Linked DNA regions of Mus musculus: region 2 is linked to region 1. Evidence: chromatin loops called from intact Hi-C (ENCODE). Cell type or tissue: heart. All regions are shown on one strand. Links, peaks and the distances in the headings refer to the core of each region. The heading gives the core; the rest is flanking DNA.

Region 1 (2,916 bases), core at 230-2,729:
TTTGATCTCCGGAACCTGTACTAAGTCACGTATGGTGGCACGTTATCTCAAGGAAACTGGAGAATTCCTGAGGCTTGGTGGGCAGCCAGCATACCAATTTGCTAAGTCCTTGGTACTCATAAAAGAGCCTGTCTCAAAAATCAAGATGGGCCAGTGAAATGGCTCAGCGGGTCGTGCACCTAACCCTGATAACCTGAGTTTGATCCCGGGACCTCACATTATACAGAGAGCTGACTCTTTTAAGTTGTCCTCTGACCTCCACATATGTGCCATAGCATACATTCACACATGCATGTATATACACACACACACACAACTAATCATATATACACTAGACAAAAACAATCAAAACAACCAGGGCAAAAGAACCATGACTGTAAGGCCTGTAGCAGAAGCCATTAGTTACCAACTAGGAGGTAGCTGCAGCTATTATGCAGGGGAAATTCAAGAACCCCAGGCTCAGGAAGATTCTGGAGGGAGACGCAATGCAGCTGATGAGGGAGGCCCCTAAGGCTGTTGCAGCTGTGGACTGCTAGACTCTACCTGCAAACACTGGGCTTTTGTGTTTGGGGTAAGGCCCAAGCACTGGGATGCTACAAGCTTTCAGTCTGTACTTTTCAAACAGAGCTGGAACTCACTGGGGTCATCCACTGGGCATAGCTGGGCAGCAATCACATGTTACCCCATCATGACATTCGCTCTAGGGACATCTGAAGCTCTAAAAGGAGGGCCAGCCCCCTGTCAGAGCTTTGGAAGGTATGCATTTATGCATCAGGGTAAAGTTGAGGCTGGCAGTCACCTCACTGAAAGGAGCTTGTTTGATGTGACAGTGGTGATAGCAGGATCTGGGGGAGGTGGGCTGTCTAGAAGCAGCCAACCACAGCTGGGCACCATGACAATTTTGGAGCAAAGTGTGGTGTTGCAAAATGGGGCTGGGAACAAGACCCAGGTGTGGGTCTGTGCATACTTAGGCATGTTATTTCAGCCTGTTCTCCTGTTCCTATGAGGCCAGGAGGCTGGGAAACCCCCTCAAACAGAAGAAACCAGTGGCCTGGCAAAGTGCCATGTTTTCCCCTGTGCCCTGGTCTTAAGTGGCAGAGGCTAGGCCAGAGGCAGCTCTCGGATGGTAACATGGCTTCTTCCCTAGCCTGCTTCTGCACAGTGTGGGCAGCCATCCTGGTGTGTAAAAACCAAGGACCATGGACCCCAAAAGCTTCTGCACCCTGGGGACAATAATTTGAAGTCCAAACAGGAAGGGGGACCAGCCCGGAGCACTTGGAACGGTTCCATGGCAGCAGAGTGAGTGACTCTGACACCGCTGTGGCCTCCGAGCAGAGAGCCTCATTTCCTCAAGAATGTTTTTGTCATTTTGTCATCATGCTTCTCACCGTGGTCGAGGTCGCCCTTGAGGCCACTAGAGGCCAAGTCCCGGTGAGGAAGGAAAGAGACAGAGGTGGGGCAGAGCCCAGGAGGAGACCAGGGCGAGGCCTGGGAGAGTCAAGTCTTCGGAGTCCCATCGTCCGTCTACTGAGTGACCCGAAGCAACCTGTAGCCTCCATGGGCAGCAGACACTGGGAAATATTCACAATTCCTGCTTAGGGTCAGCTTAAAGTGGGTAACACTATATGACACTTTATTGGGGATAGAGATATCTCATCTAGAACATTAGAACATTATTCTTCAGCCTCTTCTTACCTGGAACTATATGGAAGCAGTTTTCTGTCCTATATGGATACAGAAGAGGCTGGAGAAATAGTCTCTGTACCTGACATTTGCTAGGCAATTGCCCAACCTTCAAGGCTGTACCCTACCCTAGTATGAGGATGATGGCATAATGTTTCCCAGGGGATAATGTACAGTAGGAGGCACCTCTCACATGCCAGTGCACTGACAGTTACTGATTCTCCTCTAGTTAGACACTAGTCAGTAGCTATTCAGCACAGTTAATGGATTTATATAGCTACTTCCACATAACATACAAGGCAAAAAACTCACTCAGTCCCACCTCTATGTCCGTGTCTTCCTGATTCCCACAGTGACTTGTTTCTGCCTCTCTCATCCCCCAGCCAGTCCATCCTGTATAGCTGTGGGCATATCTGGTTTATTTGTCCTACCAGGTCAGGAGGGATTCAAGAGTCCCCAGCACATAGTGCAGTGTAGCACATTGCTGGTGGTTGGGAAATGTCTGTTGAGTGAATGCATGAGCGGAAGGATAAATGGTCATTGGGTACCGGGTTCCTGAGGTTTTCAGTCTGTAATTGACCTGATGCCCAACCCCTAGGGTGAATGTGAGGAGCCCAGATGACTCTGACAATATTTGAGGTCTGTGAAAGTGAGAGGCCCATCAGTCAGATCACTTTCTCCTGGCCACTTCTTGGGCTGGGTCTGGGGTGGTTACTGCAAGGTAGTTCAGTGTTGAGTGCCCCAAAGCTTCAGAGTTCACCCTGACAGGGAGAGTCAGCATCAAAGGTTAACTATCTGAAGATTGTTTAGGGAAGAGACACAGGCAGAGTGCTCAATGCTCTGAGTTCAATCTGTGTCCTATAGGGATGTGCTTAGGAGACACTGCCAGTGGGAAGCTTTGGCTGCATAGTTGTCTAGCAGGAGAGGAAATGGCACCATTGGGTCAGGTACCCCAGAGTTAAAGAATCCAAGGAACTTGAGGAGACAAATGCAGTCAAGGCCAAGGGCTGTGGCTGAGCTTGAAATGGGGCAGCAAAGACTCTCTCTCCTTTCTTTCTGATCCCCTCCTGGTGCTTCCTATTGTTTAACTGTTATCAGAAGTAAGAGGGCAAACGAGCTAGAGATGGTCAAAAGAATTTATGTCCCTAGCTCAAAGGGCATAGGAGTAAATAGACATTTAATAACCCCCAATGGTTTGTGTTGCTATAACAAAATATCTAAAGCAGAACACTT
Region 2 (2,916 bases), core at 244-2,743, 49 kb after region 1:
GAAAACCAGATCCAGAGATGTTGAGTAATCCTGGCTCTGTCTCCTTGGTTAATACTCCATCTGCTGGGGCCAAACCAGACCACCTACTCCTTTCCCTCAATCAGCCAACCTGGATGTCACAGCCCACTCTACAGGAAGATCTCAGGGAGTTCTGATACCTTCCACTCGATCCATGACGTGGCAGAGCTGAGGGAATACTGGTCACAGAAGCAGGACTCAGAACAAGAGAGACATAGTAAGCAGGGGTGAAACTGTCTGGGAGCTGAGAGGTTGGAGGGAAGGATAAGCATATCTGAGGTATATGCAGCCACACGCTGAGCAAGGCTACATGGTAGTGCACGGATTTCTGGAGAGACGTTCTAATCAGTCCAGATCGAAATAGCATTGAATGGCCAAAGAAATGATTCCATTTCAAGTTAGGTGAACCGGTGAGCTTCCTGGAACTGGTGAGTACAGGCACATACGGGCAAAGGGTGACGTACAGGCATATGGGTGACTCAGAGGTAGCTTTTTCACTGGAAAGGTCACTCTAGCATGAGTGACCACGCTAGAAAGCTGTGTTACTGGAGCCTCCTGCACAACTTGTGGGCAGCTATACCACTGAAGTGTCTCCTCTTCCACAGCAATGATGTGCTGTTTGTGGGAAGCCCCAAGAGAGCATCAAAACCCTTAGACATTTCTTGTGAGTCTTATGAGCCTTCTGAACCTTCTTTTCTCCAGGAGGGAATGTTTGAACTTAGGGGAAACAGACACATGACACTGGCTTGCTCCCATGTTAGATGGAGAAGAGATTGGCCTGTGAACGCTGGATGATGAACTAGATCTAGTGGGAGCAGGATTTGTGACTGGGGAATTCTATATTCCAAGTTCATGGTCCAGGGCACCTGTCTGGAAGACCAACTGTTTTCTAACTCACATGTTTTCCTCTGCCCTCTATCAAAACTACTGCAGGTGTCTAGGAGAGAGAGAGAGAGAAAGAAAGAGAGAGAGAGAGAGAGGAGAGAGAAAGGAAGAAAGAAAGGAAGAAAGAAAGAAAGAAAGAAAGAGAGAGAGAGAGGAAGGAAGGAAGGAAGGAAGGAAGGAAGGAAGGAAGGAAGGAAAGAAAGAAAGAAAGAAAGAAAGAAAGAAAGAAAGAAAGAAAGAAAGAAAGAAAGAAAGAAAGGAAAGAAAGGAAAGGAAGAAAGAAAAATCACATCCTACAAAGCCACGGTCCAACTGTCAGAGAGACACACAGGACAAGTACCCCATGTGGTTTACAGAAAACAGAGACACCTCCAGGCTCAGGAACCCCAGGGCCTTGGTCCCTCCTCCCAGGAAGAGAGGTTTCCATGTTAAGCAAGATAGTACAAGTCAGAGGCTGAGCCTGGCCATCCTGGCTCAGGCTTATTCCCAGCACTGCAGGACATCAGGGCCAAGTTACTGACTCACCCTGCAAGGCTCCACACAGTCACTTCCCTTCAGGGCAGTGGTCCAAGCTTGAAAGTGGGCATCCCTGCAGCCCCGGCCACTAGGGCCTAGGCCTGGAGCCCAGATGGGCCTTTCCAGCATTTCTGAACGAGACTGACTTGCTGCTGGCAATTGTGTTGTGTCCTGGCAGGAAAACTCCAGAACCTCTTGATGGTGGGAACCATTCAGGAAGTCTCCTGGAGGAGTCTGTGCCAGTGGGAAGACTCAGCTGGAGGCTGGGAAAAGTGGTTAAGGCTCTGTGCTTGCCAGGGCTCTGCAGTAGAGGAAACAGGGACCTGGTTCCTGTTCCTTCAACAAACCCAGGGCATCCTGGGATGCAGCGACATGGAAAAGAACCTGCATCAGGTTTAACACAGGGTATTCACTCACCATAGAAGTATAGACAGCGATAAGGAAGACATTCAAACTCATGTTTATTCATTTAAAAGGCAAGTTCCCAGCCTGCTCCAGGAACACTGGGAATAAGCTGAAGAGGGGGAGGGAGGCAGATCACAAATTTGTCACACTCTCAAAATAGCCAGTTTCTAAGAGCTGGGATGTAACTAAGGGGTAAAGACCCCCCCCCCCCACCACACACACACACAACCTGTGCAAGGCTCTGAGTTCAATCCCCAGAACCGTTCAGAAATAAAGCAGCATGTTTCCAAATCAAGAATCTCAACGTTCTAAAGAGACTTTGGGTGAGCATAGACTTTGACTGTAAAAACATCTAGAAGGAACATAGTGAAATATCAGTAGACAGCATCCACCACTGCATATGGAGCTTATAGAAACGGATCTCCCCTGTCCCAAAGGGATCAATGAGAGAACAAGATTTAGTGACCCGAGAATGTGTGTGTGTGTGTGTGTGTGTGTGTGTGTGTGTGTGTGTGTGTATGCATGTGTTTTATATGTGCACCTATATCTATATGTGTATATATGTGTGTGCGCTCACATGTATATATGTACATGTACACACATATAATTCATACATGTATGTGTGTAAATTATATGTATATTGTATATCTATATAATATGTGTGTTAATATGCATGTGTATATGTATAATGCATGCATGTCTATATGTAGATGTATGTAGATGTGTGTGTTTGTATATATGTGTGTATGTATGTGTTTATATGTATGTGTGTTCATGTACACATGTGTAATGCATTGTGTATATGTATATTGCATGTACAGGTATGTATATATGTGCATCTATATAATCTGTGTGCCTGTGTGCATATGCATGTGTGGATATGTATAATGCATGTATATGTATTATGTAGATGCATGTATACATGTGTGTCTGTATATGTGTGTGTGCATTTGTGTGCATGAGTATGTGTGTCTGTTCCCATGTAGCACAGATTTCCTGCCTGGCCATACCCTGGTGAGAACAGCATTCCAAAGTACTTTTGCTCATGCATGGTGCCAGGGTAGGGTGTGGCTTCAGCCTAGTAAGTATCAG

Evidence for each region. Peaks named below come from ENCODE experiments on the same cell type or tissue, not always from the same donor. Only the 100,000 strongest peaks of a DNase experiment are listed, where the experiment ranks them.
Region 2: a loop joins it to region 1, with 2.5 times the contacts of the local background. A loop is called at or near these places in 6 of 42 quality-filtered maps.

Annotation. Positions count from the first base shown.
Region 1 is chr14:64,010,308-64,013,223 of GRCm38, reverse strand. The region is part of intron 1 of Rp1l1 (retinitis pigmentosa 1 homolog like 1); the gene reads right to left. Among named protein-coding and RNA genes, the nearest start is that of Rp1l1, 19 kb to the right of the region's middle. In heart, for the core only: no CTCF peak of the experiment used is centred there; a DNase peak (open chromatin) is centred at 1,383.
Region 2 is chr14:63,961,429-63,964,344 of GRCm38, reverse strand. No RefSeq gene overlaps it. Among named protein-coding and RNA genes, the nearest start is that of Sox7, 19 kb to the right of the region's middle. In heart, for the core only: a CTCF peak has its summit at 1,509; a DNase peak (open chromatin) is centred at 1,444.